Regions from separate parts of the Mus musculus genome. Here region 1 is linked to region 2. The links are chromatin loops, found by intact Hi-C in ENCODE. Cell type or tissue: left cerebral cortex. All regions are shown on one strand.

Region 1 (8,000 bases), 1.1 Mb before region 2:
TGGTCAGCAGTCAAGAGCTCTTACAGAGGACCTGGGTTCAGTTCCTAGTACCCACAGGACAGCTCACAGCCATGAGGGACACCAGTCCCAGGGTGTCTGATACTCTCTTCCAGCCTCCATACAGGACACAGATGTACACACAGGCAAACACACATAGGCATAAAATAAAAGGGAGAAAAATAATGATAAAGAAGCCAGAGACATCTCCTCTTCTCCTCTGGCTCTTACTCCCTTACCCTCTTCCTCCCTTTTCCCCATTTCCCGCTCCCCCCACCCACCCTGCCACGTGCTCATGGCCGACCTCCTCCACTCCTCCTCCTCCTCCTCCTCTTCCTCTTTCTGTCTCTTTGTCTGTCTCCCTCTCTGTCTTTCTCTGTCTCTAGTACCCTCTCAAATCGCCCCTGCATGTCCTAAATCAACTCTGTTCCATATTAGAAGAAGGAAGAGGAGGAGAAGGAGGAGGAGGAAGACGACGAGGAGGACGAGGACGGGGAGAAGAAGAAGAAGAAGAAGAAGAAGAAGAAGAAGAAGAAGAAGAAGAAGAAGAAGAAGAAGCCGCCTGAGATGTTTGCCAGTAACTGATTTTGTCACTTTGGACAAGTCACTTATGACCTGTGTTTATGCTGTGGTCCATAAAACCCTTCCTTCACAGGATGACAGGATTGCAGTGCCTAAATGATAATAATGTATCATCCCCCGGGGCCCTGGCTCAGCACCCGCTGCAGTAAGGAGCAATATGCAACCTGGATAGCCTCCTCATTGCTCAGAGTATCAGTTTCCACCCCGTTAAAATCAGAGCAATGGGTATCCTAGCCCACAGGGATGTCGACGTGTAGAGGGAGGATGTGTGCACCAGGGTCCAGCCAAGCTGGTGTTGAAAGCTCATTTTAGCCTTATTGGTGGGCGTGTGTTGACCTGAGACCATGGTGTGAACTCAGGTCTGCCTCTGCGCTGCTAGGAGCACCTGCTTCTTACTGCTTGTCCAACAAGAACGTGGCTTCTGGGAGCTGAACCATGAGTGCCAAAGGGGAGGGGACCCAAACCTTTCTAGGCCAAGGAAAAAGGGAGGGGGAGCCAGGTCTGGGAGGTCAGACATCTACCCTGTTTGTCTACCTGGATATCCCACGAGACTTTAAGCTGCCTAAGGACAGATAGGTTTTCTTTCTCACCATGAAGCTTGTGTGACCCTAGAGCAGTGGTTCTCAGCCTTCCTATCTCTGTGACCCTTTAATACAGTTCCTCCGGTTGTGTGACCTTCAGCCAAAAAATTATTGTATTGCTACTTCATAACTGCGAATTGCTACTGTTATGACTCTTAATGAAAATATCTGTGGTTTCCAGTAGTCTTACGCAATCCCTGTGAAAGAGTTGTTCCATGACAGGGGTCATGAACCACAGGGTTGAGAACCACTGGTCTAGAATTTTGTTCGGTAGATAATAGGTATATATTCTAGGTGTACTGTATGAACAAATACAGAATAAAATGTTATGGTCATATACAGGATTCCTAGGAGGAAGAGCCTTCCCCATCCGCTGCCTTTCAGGGCTGTTTTGTTTTGGTGATTGTGGGGCTCAAACTCAGGGCCTTAGATGTGTTAGGCAGGTGCTCTCCCACTGAGCTATAGCCCAGTACGTCCCTGGGCTTTCTGCCTGCGTACTGCATTGTCAGGGGCTGAAGGGAAGGCACCTATCCCTGTGGCCACTCACAGCCTGTTCTCACAGCGCCTTCTGGTGAGCCTGGGATTACCAGAGCCTTCCCACAAAAAAACAGCAGTCTCTCTGTATGCCTCCTGGAAAACCTCCCCTCTCAGCTAACGGTGGGGGACACCGTGAGCTCAGCATTGACTCTAAATCTGAAAGAGACCATTTCTAGTGAAGGGGGTAAGCCACCGGAGCAGGTGAGGTGCCCGGTCCACCACTGCCCACTTTACAGTGTCACCAAGGTTTGACTTTGGGGTTGGATAGACATGTCCCTCTGTCTTGGCATTGCCCTTTCTTGCTTCCAGTGTGGCGTTAGGTTAGTTGTTTCTCTCTCATGAAAACTGATGTCCTTGTTTACAAAATGTGGATATTAGAAATTTCCTCATGTAGTGCTGTTATGGAGGAAGAAAACAGACCATGTCTTGGAGCATCCAAGTGAGGTACTTGAGAGTTCTTGGGGCACCAAGAAGCTACGCTAGGGTGGTGGTGTGAGCATGACCAGCCAGCCCTCTGAGCGGGATCTTTACATGTGGCAATTTAGAGCTTGCATGTGGGAAGTGCTTATGTTTTTCAAGTCCTTTGTCTCTTCTCACTAGGCCTCAGACACTCTAGGGTCCTTACACTCTTGTAAACAACACCTATCTTGTTCTCTCATGGTTTTCCTAGAGTGGGAGGAGGGGGCTCAAATCTCAGCAGGATGCAGAAATCACATGGCCAGGTACAACAGCTGGTTTGGAAGCCTTTGAAAAGGTGAAGCAAGAGAAGGAGGCGAGGAGGCTTTCAGGAAACCCTGGGGCCCTTTCTGCTTCCTCCTTCTAAAACTTACAAAGCCACTGCCACATACTCCCCTACTGCCACTCAGACACACCACACAACTGCATCCAGACACTGGAGAAAGTGAAGGGCATGCTGGAGGGCACAGCCCCACTTCCCCTCTACCAGACAGGAACACTTCTTTTTACCTGACACTTCCCTTACTCATGCTGGGCACTTCTGGTTTCTGCTATGTCAGGGAGTCTAATTTCTTAATGGTTCTTATATCCTCCTAGGCAACAGAGAGATGACTTGCTCAACAACGTGCTCATGTGTAGGGGAGGACCATTCTTTGTTGTGGGGCTGTTCTGGATGTTAAAGGTTTTTTTGTGGCATGCCCAGCCTTGGTCCTGTAGGTGTAAGCTGGACCCACAAACATAGAATCTGAGAGTCTAAATCATGGTCTGATCCAGATCATAGATGATTCAGTGGAGTTCAGTGATGTCTCTAAATGGTTCCAACAGCTCATGGATAAGCCACTTCATGTCCTGCTGTTTTACTGATCCCTGTTATCAAAGCCAGTCTCTGTCAGCTTTGCAGAGGCAGGACCTACACTGAGCTCTCCTGTAAGAGGCTTTAACGAGAGCAGAGAGCAGGTAAGAGCAGCTACTGTTCATGCCTGAAGGCAGGGATGTTCCCCAACCAGACCCTCGGGGAGATCTATACATCAGACTTGACCAGGGCCAAGGGCAGGGGAGAGGGAAGGAGCACCATGTGCCTGTGTGGTTCTGCCAGCTCGACTCCAGGAGCTAAGCCTCTAGAAGGATTCTGGTCTAGACGCTTCTCTACAAAGGTCGTAGTTTCCCTGATTCACACATTTTAGCCAAAGTCTCTCGGTTGTAAAATGTCAGGTCCGAACTGGAAAAAAGTGATTCCAATGTGTGCTCTGGGTCAGCCAGTGGGCTACTTTACCAATAGACGGTAAAGAACTAGAGATACAACCCTAAATGGAACGCATATGGAGTGCTCCCCCCCCCCCACCGCCCCCATGCCTAAGGATCAGAGATCGTAGGTGTGTGTGAGAAAGAGAGTAGGGGCAATAGGTAGCAAATGACTACAGGGAAATTGTCTACTGAACACAGCAGGGCAGCTGCATGTGTGAACTTACAGTGGCTGATGACAGCGTGCACAATAACCTGTGCAAGCCCAAGCCATGAAATCCCAACATGGAGTGGGGAGCTGGGTGTGAGGTCTCATCCCAGCTGAGGATCTGTTGCCAACTGTCAGCTACTGAGAGCAAGAATCAGTTTTCTCTAGGAGTGTGGCCTCAGGTGAGTGGAGAAGGCCACACTTCCAAGAATATGTAGACAGCACAATTGGACTTGTCGACAAAGGAGGAGTGGAGGGAGGAGGAAGAGAAGATGAAGACATGAAGCTAAGTAATTGAGAAGGGAGGAGTTGGAGGAGGGGTGAATATGGTCAAGACAGATATGAAATCCTTGTTTCCATAAAATAATGGTTATAATAAAATGGTAAGGTTTAAAACTAGTCACACTTGTTATTGACAATCTTAAGCTGCCCTCTGGAAAAATTCTTTTGGATTTTTTTTTTTTACATGAAACCCTGCAGTCTAGGAATCACTGACAAGAACCTTGGCCACCCAAGTACAGAACGGGCAGGTCAGCCTGAGCCACAGTGATGGGTCACTCTTAAAGGCTTGGGCAGGGGTCTGTGGCAGGCAGAATTTCTCTGGCACCGTGAGTTCTAGCATATGCAAGTGCACTGTAGCTGTCTTCAGACACCCCAGAAGAGAGCATCAGATCTCATTACAGATGGTTGTGAGCCACCGTGTGGTTGTTGAGATTTGAACTCAGGACCTTTGGAAGAACAATCAATGCTGTTAACCACTGAGCTATCTCGCCAGCCCCTTAACCACTCTTATGATAGCACAGGAATTGACCAGAAGAGCCCAATGTGCATTTGGGCACCAATTCCAATGGGATTGATAGCCATCACCATTGTGAGAAAGGCCATTAGATAAACAAGAACCCAGGAGCAATCGGAGGATAGCAACTAGGAAATCGGCCTAATAATATACCTGATTTCTGCCCAGTAAATTTTCAAAATTTAGTTAACAAAGATTAGTGGTCATGGATGTGCTGTAAATGGAGGGTTATCCAGCCAGCACTGTGCTGTTTGTTTGTTTCTACTTTAAAGCCGGGTGTCTAACCCAAAGCCCCCTAGGCCACATGTGTTCTGGGACAGCTAGGAATGTGGCTTAACAGGTCTGTGGATAAGGTCAGTGTCGAGGTACACCCCCGATCTTACGCTATTTGGAGAGAGCTCTTGCTTTAAGCAGATTTTGTGGTTCTGTGTTTTAACTTACTGGATGTAGTACTGACATCTGAACACCAGAGGGCACTGCTGCCTCGTTTATTTAAATAGGATTTTTTTTTCTGGGTGTGCCCCGTTTTTATTTTTTATTTTTTAATCTTTAAAATTTTTATTGCAGTGGGTACATAAGACTATCTCATGGAAGTATATATGTACTTTGGACGACTCTCCCAACCCCAGACACCCTCTCCTTCCTCTCTGCCCCTCCTGTTGCTGCCTTTGTTCCACACCACGGTTCGTGTCTACCTTCAAGCCCTCTGAACAACATATGCTTCACATATTTAAATAAAATCTTGCACCCCAAAGTGAGAGAAAACATGGCTTTTGCCTTTCTGAGACCATCTTTATTCCTCTAGTACAGCTATCTCTAGTTCACTCATTTTCCTTCAGTTAACATGACTTCATTCTTCCTTATGTGTCTGCACCGTTTAAAGCACTACGGTGTAGTGAGGCGTGTGCTGTTTGGCCACCTTGCCAAAACATAGCTCACTAATATCCTACCACAGTCAATGATATTTTTGTGAATGGTACGTTGTTTTCTAAAGTAAATTTCTCTGAAGTTACATGGTTAGAAGAAAAGTTTTTATTTATTTTTGTAAGCAGGTACCACTAGGCTAGGACGGAGAGTTTTGTTTGTAAGAGTACTGACTGCTCTTCCAAAGGTCCTGAGTTCAAATCCCAGCAACCACATGGTGGCTCACAACCATCCGTAACGAGATCTGACACCCTCTTCTGGAGTGTCTGAAGACAGCTACAGTGTACTTACATATAATAAATAAATAAATCAAAAAGAAAAAAGAAAAAAGCTGTGTTATCAAGACACCCCATGAGTATGGGGGGCTGGAATAAGAGCCACTTTAACTTTTCTTGAGAGTCAAAGTTTAGCTGAGATGTTGATGGAGTCTAAGCCTCAAATGTAGCACAACTCAGAAAGAATAAATAATGAAGAACCCAAATTCAAGTGAACCTTGACTCACGCTCACCTGAGTAGACCCTTGGGGGACTATGCAAGTAGTTATGAGATTTTAAAGGTTTTCTTGCTTTACTAAAGGATATACTACAGAAGTTTGTTTGTTTGTTTGTTTGTTTGTTTTTCAGCGCAAACTCCCTAGTAATGTGTATTCAAACAAGGCAAAACCTGAGGGGGGATTCAGCTCGGTGGTAGAGCATTTGCCCAACTTGCTTGCATGAGAGTTTGAAATCTAGCATCATCATAAAACAAACAAATAAACAAACAAAAAATCTTGAATTACTAAAGTTGAATTTATACACGATTTTCTTTCTTTTTTAAAAGATCTATCTATCTATCTATCTATTTATTTATTTATTTATTTATTTATTTATTTATATGAGTATGCTGTAGCTGTACAGATGCTTATGACCATCATGTAGTTGCTGGGAATTGAACTCAGGACCTCTGCTTGCTCTGGCCTCGAGATTTATTTATTATTATATGTAAGTATACTGTAGCTGTCTTCAGACACTCCAGAAGAAGACATCAGATCTCATTACAGATGGTTGTGAGCTACCATGTGGTTGCTGAGATTTGAACTCAGGACCTTTGGAAGAGCAGTCAGTACTCTTAACCACTGAGCCATCTCTCCAGCCCTATACACTATTTTCATAGGTATGATTTCTGTTATCTTAAATTGCCTCATATAAAGAAATGGCAGTATACAGTTGATTTAAAGTGGGAAGAAGAGTCGCTAAGGTGAGCAGAGAGCTCTGTAATCTTACATAACTGAAAATGAAATCTGAATAGACTTACTGTGAAAGACCATTTTCCCGATTCACGGCTGAATTCAACCTTTGCAAAGAATTGTGTTCTCTCTTGAAGAAGAAAAAAAAGAGAAGGGAAAGGAGGGAGAGGAGGAGGAGGAGAAAGGAAGAGAAGAAGGAGGAGGAGGAGGAGGAGAAGAAGAAGAAGGAGAAAAGGAAGGAGAAGGAGAAGAAGAAGAAAAGTTGTTTCTTTTGGTCTTCCTATAGTCATTATTTGTGGTTCTTCTGTGAATGAGTCACAGGTTTGAGCTGTGTTTTCAGTGGTGGCCAGACTCTAGTGTCTGAATGTTGTTGTTTGCATGTCACTTCCTATCTAGTATTGCCTCAGACAGTTCATTCCTGGAGGGCTGGGCCCGCACTTACTTGAATGCTGTGTTAGTACAGAGCATCACCCGGGGCTTTCATTCAGAAAAAAATCACAGCTCCTTGTTGGAACACAGCCTAAGAATGGAGTCATGTGAGGTGTACTCTGAGTACTTGTGGAAAAACTCTGAGAAAACTCCAAGAAAAGACAAGAGTCTGGTGACCTTAGTCTCTTCCAAGCACGGACCTGTTTTTAGGAGTGTGCTTTCATGTTCCTCCCAGGGCTAATGGATTAGAGTGAGTTTATGTCAGGTTATTCATTATAACTTGCTATTGTCATTTGTTAGTGTGCCTCTATAGAAAAACATGTGTTTTACTGTGTGCAACTTGCCCACTACAAGTGGCTTGCACACCACATGTGGCTTGTCCTTATAATTGTACACTTTACTCACATGACTCCTCTGAACCCTCAGCGTGTAAATTGTCTGGGGCTCTAACCTTGGCTATTGCATGAGACTTTAGTCTGCCTCATGATTTATCAGCTCCATCCTCCCAGGTCCCACCACCTCTAGAGTAGTAAACAGCTGGTGACTCATAAATAAAGAGGAAGCAGATGGAATTTTCCACAATTAAAGGTTGCAATATTTTCTTTGATTCTGTAGCTTGATTGGAAACTCTTTTAAACAAACAACAAAAAAACTATTTTTATTTTATGTGCTTTACCTGCATATATGCCTGCATAACATGTACATTCATGATATCTACAGAGGCCATAAGAGGATGCCAAAGCCACCAGAACTGGACTTACCAGATGGTTGTGAGCCCCCATGTGGATGCTGGGAATCAAACTCAACTCAGGTCCTCTGCAAGAGCAACCAGTGCTCAAGCACTGAGCCATGTCTCTAGACCTTGTGCTGGCTGGTTTTGTGTGTCAACTTGACACAAGCTGGAGTTGTCACAGAGAAAGGAACTACCCTTGAGGAAATGCCTCCATGACATCCAGCTGTGGGGCATTTTCTCAATTAATGATAAAGTGGGGAGGGCCTAGCCCATTGTGGGGGGTGCCATCC
Region 2 (8,000 bases):
TCGGTAGCGGAGGCAATTTCGGAGGAGACGGTGCTTTCGCTGCTCGGGTGCTGCAGGTTGAACAAAGTGTCTATTTCGAATTTGCCTTTGGCGGGGAGGTCTCCCAGAGCTCCGTGCAGCGGGGCGGACGGCAGGCGCGGACTGAGGCGAGCCGGGTGCTGCGAATTTTCCAGGGCCTCGAGCACAGCACCGCCAGCTGAATCGGACAAACTGGAGAACCTCTTGCCAGCAGTAGGGCTGTGGAGCCCTCTTTCCATCAGAATCATCTCTTTTCTTATTCTTTCCATCATCTCAGCTTTCTAAAAAATGTCACAGTGGCCTGGCTGTCCCGTCTTAATGATGGGCTGCGCCCAGGGCTGATTCTCATTCAGCCCCAGCAAGCGGCTCTAAATATTATTATCTCTTTTGGAGGGAGGCGGAAAAAATTGTGGGATGCCAGAGCGAGGGAATGACTGGTCAAAATGACCCATACATCCTTCCGAGTCGGAGATGTCATTCATCAAAAAGTAGCGCCCGCTCGTCATTAAGGTACGAATGACGCCGTTCGAATAATCATTTATTGTAACAGGTTTATAAGCAAATAAATACACGCTCCTGTCAGTGGGTAATGAAGGCGACTTCAGAGCAGACAAATAGATCCAGGTAGGAGACGAGAAGACACGAGAAGTGAGGAAGAAGGCTCCGGTCCTTTGCCCGCTCCCAGCCAGTTCTGCTCGCCCGGGGGTTTGGCCTCGGGGGTGAAATTGACAGTCTGATTAATAGAGCACGCCGCGGCGCATTTCCCCCTTCATTTAGGGGCATCATTACGCTCTCAGTTTGCTGGGTTGCCCCTTAGGTCCTAATCATGCAGCGCCTTCCTCATTTCTCCACGAACACAGATACGTGTTAAATAATAGATAATGCTTTGATTTTTCCAGGGTAGATTCTTGAGAAGTTTTTGTTTTGTTTTGTTTTGTTTTGTTTTGCCTTAACATTTACAAGCTGGGGGCGTAAGGGGGGCGGGTAAAGGGGAGGATACAGGAAGAGTTGCGTAAGAAGACCTCGCGCCCACTCCTGTCAGGATTACTTATCTTTCTGTTTTAAGAACCAAATATTAATAATGAGTATTTTATTTAACAAATAGAATTCTGAGTTCTTTCTCTCTCCTTACTTTTTCCTCTCAGTCTTGATTCTCCCCTCCAACACACACACACACACAGAGAGAGAGAGAGAGAGAGAGAGAGAGAGAGAGAGAGAGAGAGAGAGAGAATATATCTTGTAGACTTTTGAAAATGCTTTCTTGCTACGTGGCTGAGGAGGTACACAGGACCCGTGCCGTGCCTCCAAGTGGAAATCATTACATCTTCTCTTATTTTCTACCACTGCTTGCAGGCTAACTTCTGAACTCGAAGACCTTAGATTTTTTGTTTTATAATCCTCTGATGGATAAGCTTCTCACCCTCGCATTCTCCCTTAGGGGAAATAAACTAGACTGGAGGATCTGATAGTAGAAATTGACAGCTAACTTTAAACACAATCATGATTTACCGTACCATAGCTCCCCATCACAGAACCCACTTTTTAAAATTGCCGGCTTTCTCCCACCCTTCTCAAATAGAGGAATTCGTGGTGAAGTAACTGGGTTTTGGGGGTCAAAGTGGAGGGAATGGAATCTCCTGCTGCCTCCCTTCCTTTCCCACTTTGTTCTTCTTCCACTTCTCCATCCTCCCCCTCCTCCACCCTAGGCCCTTACCTGTGGCCCCCGGTGTTCCTGGTGCTGACTGGGGGCACAGAGAGTCTCCAACCAGCCTTGCCTCTTCTCCTTCCCGCCTGAGGCTGGAGGCTGAGCCTCTTGGCGATAACTTTGATAGTCATAATGACGCCGGTGGCAACCATTTTAAGGAAGATCAATCTTCACTCAAATGCGCTCATCTCCTCCCGCGCTTGCGCCCCACCCTGCCCGACTCAGATGCGTCGTGCCAGTTTGCCCGCCTGCTGCCCCAGAAGCAGAGCTTTGTCCGCACTGGCGAGGTCCACGGAAGACAGGGACAGGACACAGTGGTCTAGCGCGTGAGCTTCCGAAGCAGCCTAGAGAGCCTGGCAGTCTTGATGCTGGTTTTGCATCCCGGTCACAGGACTAACTGAGACCCTAACCCGGGCCCCCCTCCTTCCCGCCTTGAGACACACCCAGCATATTGGGGTGTGTTAGGGGGTAAACCTCTGATCTAATTGCCCATCTGTCTGTTGGCGCTTTCTTTTTAACCTTGGACCCGTTGGGGGCGCGTCAAGAATGTAAGGGGAGGTGAGGTGTGAAATATATTTATATACATGTGTATACATATATAGTCAATGCCAAAAGTTTTTCACCTCTTCCCCTTAGCGCCAACTTATTTCTACAGGCAAGCTTGCTGGAAAAAAAAAAAAAAAAAAAAAAAAAAAACAATCCCACCTCTTTAAAGTTGTAAGTGGAAAATTGCATAGGCTCGCAGGCTTAGGAGAATTGTCTGGTGGGCGATGACCTCCATTTGAGAATTTGACCCAGCATCCACCTTTGCCCCTGTCCCAGTGGCTATTCTACCCTAGTGGTCATTCAGTTCCTGGCACTTGCATTGTCCTCAAGCAGGATTTTGGCTACCTCTCTTCGCTAATCACACGTCCAGCTCTGCGGGCGCCCCCAACTGCTTCTCAGCCAGGACGCCCAGCTCCACCGGTCCAGGCAGTCTGGGCCCCAGTGTCTCTGGGAGGATCCTGCTACCTAATCCTTCTCTACCCAAGGGACTAGAAGAGAATCTTTGGTCTAGGCTAGGCTCCATGGGGGGCCAAGACCCTGGCAGCAAGTGGTCGCTCAGCCTGGGCGGAAATCCGCCGATGCCTTTATTGCTGTCATTTGGCGCCCCCATCTGTTTTCCTCGCGGTTTCAGCAGCTGTGAGCTGCTTTTCTGTCGCAGAAACCTCAGTGGCCTAGGAAGATTTCTTACCTTCTTCTACGACCCACCGCCTCTGGTTCCAAAAGCTGGCCAAGTACGACTCCACTCTACTGAAAATGAAAAAAAAATCATTTCTCCGCGACACCTTCATTCATTAGTGGTTTTGAAACTACCTTGCACCTTTTAAGTAACACTGATACTGCATTTCCAGGATGTCTATTGCCCCACATATACTTGTGATCTTGTCAGGGAAACTACCTCAATGAAAAACATCCATAACTTTTCACTGCCCTTAGCAGAGGATAGCATTTCACAGTGACTATTCCATTTGAATAGTTAATGTTCCTTTAGAACATTACCTATTACTAGTAATAATATTGACTAATTTGTATAACTCATTTAGTATACAATTACAAGTGGCTTTTTACATAGATCTACCTTCTGAAGACCAGAGAACCCCTGGGGAATTGCCCCGCCCCTTTAAGGAAACCTCCTACACAGAGAGCTTTGGTAATTGTTCATGGTTTATACTTATCTCCAATAATGGATGTCATGGGGGGTTGAAAGTTTTGCATAACCGCTTTTTTTTTTCTTCATGTTACCTGTCTTATTTAAAGGCAGGCCTACCTCAAAAACATTACACCAGTGGAGGAGAGAGAGAGAGAGAGAGAGAGAGAGAGAGTTACATTTGTTGAAAAAATAGTCATTTCATATCCTTTCCAGAAAGGAGAGGATGAAATTAGAAATGGACCCAGTTTTCAGTTTCTGATATCTTCAAAGTACCATCACCAAGAACAAGAACACTCAGACAAAAATCTAACCCAAACCCCATGCCTTCAAAGGGCATCTTCCACCTATGCGAAGGGCATGCCAAATTTTTAAGATTGGGAGTGAGGTGACATACAGGAAAAAATTTCTCTGTATTACCCAAAAAGAACAGTTTTGCTGGCAAGAATGATGTAAACAAAGCAAGGGCATTTTCTTTTCCTCCTTTTCTTTTTCTCCTTCCTTCCTTTCTTCCTTCCTTCCTTCCTTCCTTCCTTCCTTTCTTTCTTTCTTTCTTTCTTTCTTTCTTTCTTTCTTTCTCCTGGGGTGGGGTTAGACTGCCAAACTAAGTATTTGTTTCTTGTAAACAGTGAACATTTGACCTGTGACTTCAGGTTAAAACTTGTTCTAGACTTGCAGAGGGATGGGTCAAGAGTAAAGCCCCGTCGAGCAGCAACAGGGCCACGGGATGCGGTGGTCTCACCCAGCTCTGGGCTTCCCGGTGGAAGATGCCAGCCACCCGTTCTCAACCCGAAGTAAGTCTCAAGCTCGCTGGAGAACTTATGGGAGTGCAGATGTTGTGAACGGGCAGTAAACACCTGCAGAGTCTGAGCTGCGGGCAGGGCATGTTTTCTTTAGGCTAAGTGTGGTCTTCAGGACCAGGTTTCGATTTATAAGAGAGGGTGAGGGTTGGACTAACCAAGCCAGTCTTCTAGGCTTCCTACTCTCATTTCTCCTCAGGCAAGCCTCTAGCTTTCTGCCTCGCCTGGGTCAGCTCATTTAATTTAGTTTTCCTTCTCCCCTCCACCTTCAACTCCAAGTTACCCTAGAATGGTTGTAAGTGAGGGAATTGGTGGCTACTTTCTTCCTGGACCCCGAGGCTAATCAGATTTGCCAACTGCCAGGAGTTTAATGTACCCTCAGATCAGACCCAAGAACTTGCAGGGACATCTAGCGCCAAGCGCGGGGAACTGCGGTCGCCTTTCAGGGATCCGGAGCATACCACTGGCATCCTTTGCCAGTCTCTCAACTCCTTCTACATTTTTAGGCATTTTCCTACCCTTCACCCGCTTTGCTTCGCTGCTATGCATAATGTGGCTTGCCCGTGGAGAATGTGAATTATTTGAAATGGTAATAAGCTTCTATTTGACTCATAGAATAAGCATTTAGCAAGTTAGAAAAGTTGTTTCAAAATGTCAGACAAAATAGCAAATTGCAATCTTTGCTTCTATTTAGGAAGAAAGAAAGAAGTTATTCGGTCCTTAAGCCCTGGCCCTACCTTCTAGAGCTCTCTAGAAAAGCTCAGCATTTCTCTGGAAGGGAAGACCCTGCCTGTTTCCTACAGTCCACAGTTGGAGGTGGTCTCTTCATCTCAAATAGGGCCCTGCTGCCCAGTGGGAGGCAAACTCAGGATTTTTTTTTTAAGTCACCTGGTATTTAGAGGGGCGGGGGGTGTTTGTTGTTGCCTGAGATTTTCATTAAATATAGGCTAATTTTGTTGCTAAACCCAAAAGGATTCCACCTTTTAGATTTAGAAAATGCCCCAAACACAGGACATCTGGCTGTTGCTAGAACCTGCCTTATACACAAAATGTTGTGATTCTCTTGGGGTTTGCTTCATATTTTGTTTGCTCTGTTTTTTTTTTTCTCAGCCTGAGTGAAGTTGATTATTAGCTGGAGAGGAAAAATTAGCTCCAGAGCTGGCAGACAGACATGGTCAGGAACAAAAACCAGCCAGTTCTTCTCAACTTAAGACCCTGCTTCTAAACTGAGACGTTTTCTACTGAATCATTGGTTTCTCAAAAGTTAATTAAAAGGGTGTTCTGTATTTCCTGGTTGTGGTCATCAAGGTAAATACTTTCAAAGGCATCTCCCACAACCCTTTTCTGGCAGGATCCTGCCATCCTGGTTGTAATCGTCATCAATTGTGTTGTTAATTGAGCTCATTGCTGTCTTGGTAAACAGGACACTTCAATAAGTCTAAGTCATAGCCTGTATCCATTCATTTTTCCATCCCCAAACAGATGTACAAATTGTGAGATCTACAAGAAAGAACAGAGGCTATGTCTGTCTCCAGCACAGATTCAATACTCAGTGGGGCGCTTGAGGAAGGAAAGAAGAAAGAGAAGCAAATGGAGAGACGTGGAAGGGGATTGGGGCAGCAAAGGACATCATGGCCTTTCACCCAAATCAGGAAATGTAGCTTTTTTTTTCACAGAACAATAGGTAAGTATTTGGAAATTATTTTCATTGCTAAACTCTTGCTTATCCTTTTGTTAAGATTTCATTGTGATGTGCTGCCACACAAATATAAGGCTCACCCTGTGCTCTTGGACATCTGAAAAAAAAATGGTTATAAGCCTGGCATAGAGGTTCATGCCTGTAATCCCACCCCTTTTGAAAATTTGAGGACAGCCTTGGCTAGAGAGTGGATCTATGTCTCAAAAAAAAAAATTGAAGGAAAAAAATAGATTACAATTAAATTTCAGCTTGAATACAGTTTGGACACAAGATATCCAAGCTAAACGAAAACATTTCTTCTTATTTAACTGCAGCATCCTCTCTATACCTGCCTACCCACCCCGTAAACTACCAACACCCTAATTTTACCTCATAATCAGCCTCAGCAGTCTGGCTCAACAGCAGTGACTTCCCTGGGATCCTGGGATTTGGAGTTCTACCTGTGGGCCCTTTCAGAGACCTTTTTCTAGTATAACCTACTTCTGCATATCTAAACTTAATTTTTGTTGAAGTCACAGACAAGCTGGTGATAGAAAATGATAAAATTCATTATTCAAAACTTTCTTTATTTCTGAATAACCTTTGAAATTGGCAGAGAAACCCTAAGTTCTACAAGGGCACCACAGAGCGTTATAGGGAAGAAGACTATATCAAGAAGTTTTAGCCTAAGCATTAACTCCTATATTCTCCCAGCCAAGCACAACTTATTTTCTTGTGTGGTAATTTAAGCAAAGGTTGAGACTTTAGTTTCAAAATGTGACAATTTTTGTTTTAACTTTATTTTCTTCGATTTAAAAATACAATGCTTATCAAATGTATTAGTCAGATTTTTAAAAAATGGTACTGAAGCCCAAAGAACACAAAACTACTAAATTATTGAGTTTTAGGAGACTGAGGTGTGTTGGTTCTGGCTATTTCTGTTTAATTTGTTTTTAAAAACGTTTCAGTAAATGTTTAAAGCCATAGGGGTGCGGTGGGGGAGTATCAATGGCTCCCAAGTTGTTCTTTCTCTGTGAGTAACAAGAAAGGAAACAAGGAGAAAATACAACATCTCATTGTTACTCTTTTTCAAAAGCTCAGAAATACTACTACCTGGCTCTTCAAATGCAATCCAGCTTCCATTCTAACTTTTGTCCTTTCTCAAGCAATCAAAATTATCGCGATCAACAAATTACTACCCATCACAATGCTGCAAAAACCTGGAGAGACCCTCCGGGTTTGAATTTGACCATGACCAGGTCTAGGATTTTTAAAAGTTATACAAATTCTCTTAGTTTCCAGTACCTCTCATAACCTACACCCCCATCCCCTTATTTGAGCCTTTTATGGTTACTGTGGTTTTTGTGTCAACACTCTAATGCCATCAGCCCACCCTGTGATGCCAGACCAGACCAGGCCCAGAAGGACCTTGCTCACTCCTTTTCTTCTTTTCTTCTTCTTTCTCAGAGCTTATTTTCAGAAGGCAGTGACGCTGAGTGACAAGCTGGACTTAGTATTGCACGTTTAGGGGAGTGATTTTCTTAAAAGATAAACTGGTCTGAAGGTTGATAGTACAGCATCAAACTGGCCCACTTTGAGGCTCACGCACCCACCCAGCACTCTTGACTAACCAAGTCTAAAATAGCTCTCAGGAGACCGACCTAGATTCAAATCAGAGCTCACAAGGACGACCCATAAGTTGTTAAGACTCTGTGAGAGGAGGTGGAAATACAGAGCGATTAGAGCCACCCTACCTAACTCTATCTGGTATTAGCTCCTCCGGTACTCACAACTAGAGCCTACTCTGTCCCTATGAAGTTCTATGAACTCGGACTGCGCCTGTCACCAGTCCGGACTTTACTTGGTGGTGGTGGGGGGGGGGGGGGCGGACAGAGAGAGAGAGAAGAAGAAGAAGAAGAAGAAGAAGAAGAAGAAGAAGAAGAAGAAGAAGAAGAAGAAGAAAAGAGAAGAGAAGAGAAGAGAAAAGAAAAGAAAAGAAAAGAAAAGAAAAGAAAAGAAAAGAAAAGAAAAGAAAAGAAAAGAAAAGAAAAGAAAAGAAAAGAGACGAGAAGAGAAGAAAGGACACCCCCTTGACTTGACACACTCAAT

Evidence for each region. A loop is a pair of places that touch in the nucleus more often than their neighbours do. Peaks named below come from ENCODE experiments on the same cell type or tissue, not always from the same donor. Only the 100,000 strongest peaks of a DNase experiment are listed, where the experiment ranks them.
Region 1: a loop joins it to region 2, with 7 times the contacts of the local background. A loop is called at or near these places in 5 of 42 quality-filtered maps.

The regions. Positions count from the first base shown.
Region 1 is chr2:73,546,129-73,554,128 of GRCm38, forward strand. No RefSeq gene overlaps it. Among named protein-coding and RNA genes, the nearest start is that of Gm30940, 11 kb to the right of the region's middle. In left cerebral cortex, a CTCF peak has its summit at 4,863 (motif pointing right); a DNase peak (open chromatin) is centred at 4,861; H3K4me3 peaks cover 407 bases.
Region 2 is chr2:74,659,130-74,667,129 of GRCm38, forward strand. Evx2 (even-skipped homeobox 2) reads right to left here and starts at 428. Exons shown (of 3, transcript NM_007967.3): 1 at 1-428. The coding sequence starts at 290. Gm31790 (a long non-coding RNA gene) reads left to right here and starts at 2,422. Exons shown (of 3, transcript XR_374674.2): 1 at 2,422-4,802; 2 at 5,696-5,897; 3 at 7,359-7,762. In left cerebral cortex, CTCF peaks have their summits at 2,881 (motif pointing left) and 4,629; DNase peaks (open chromatin) are centred at 37, 2,861 and 4,631.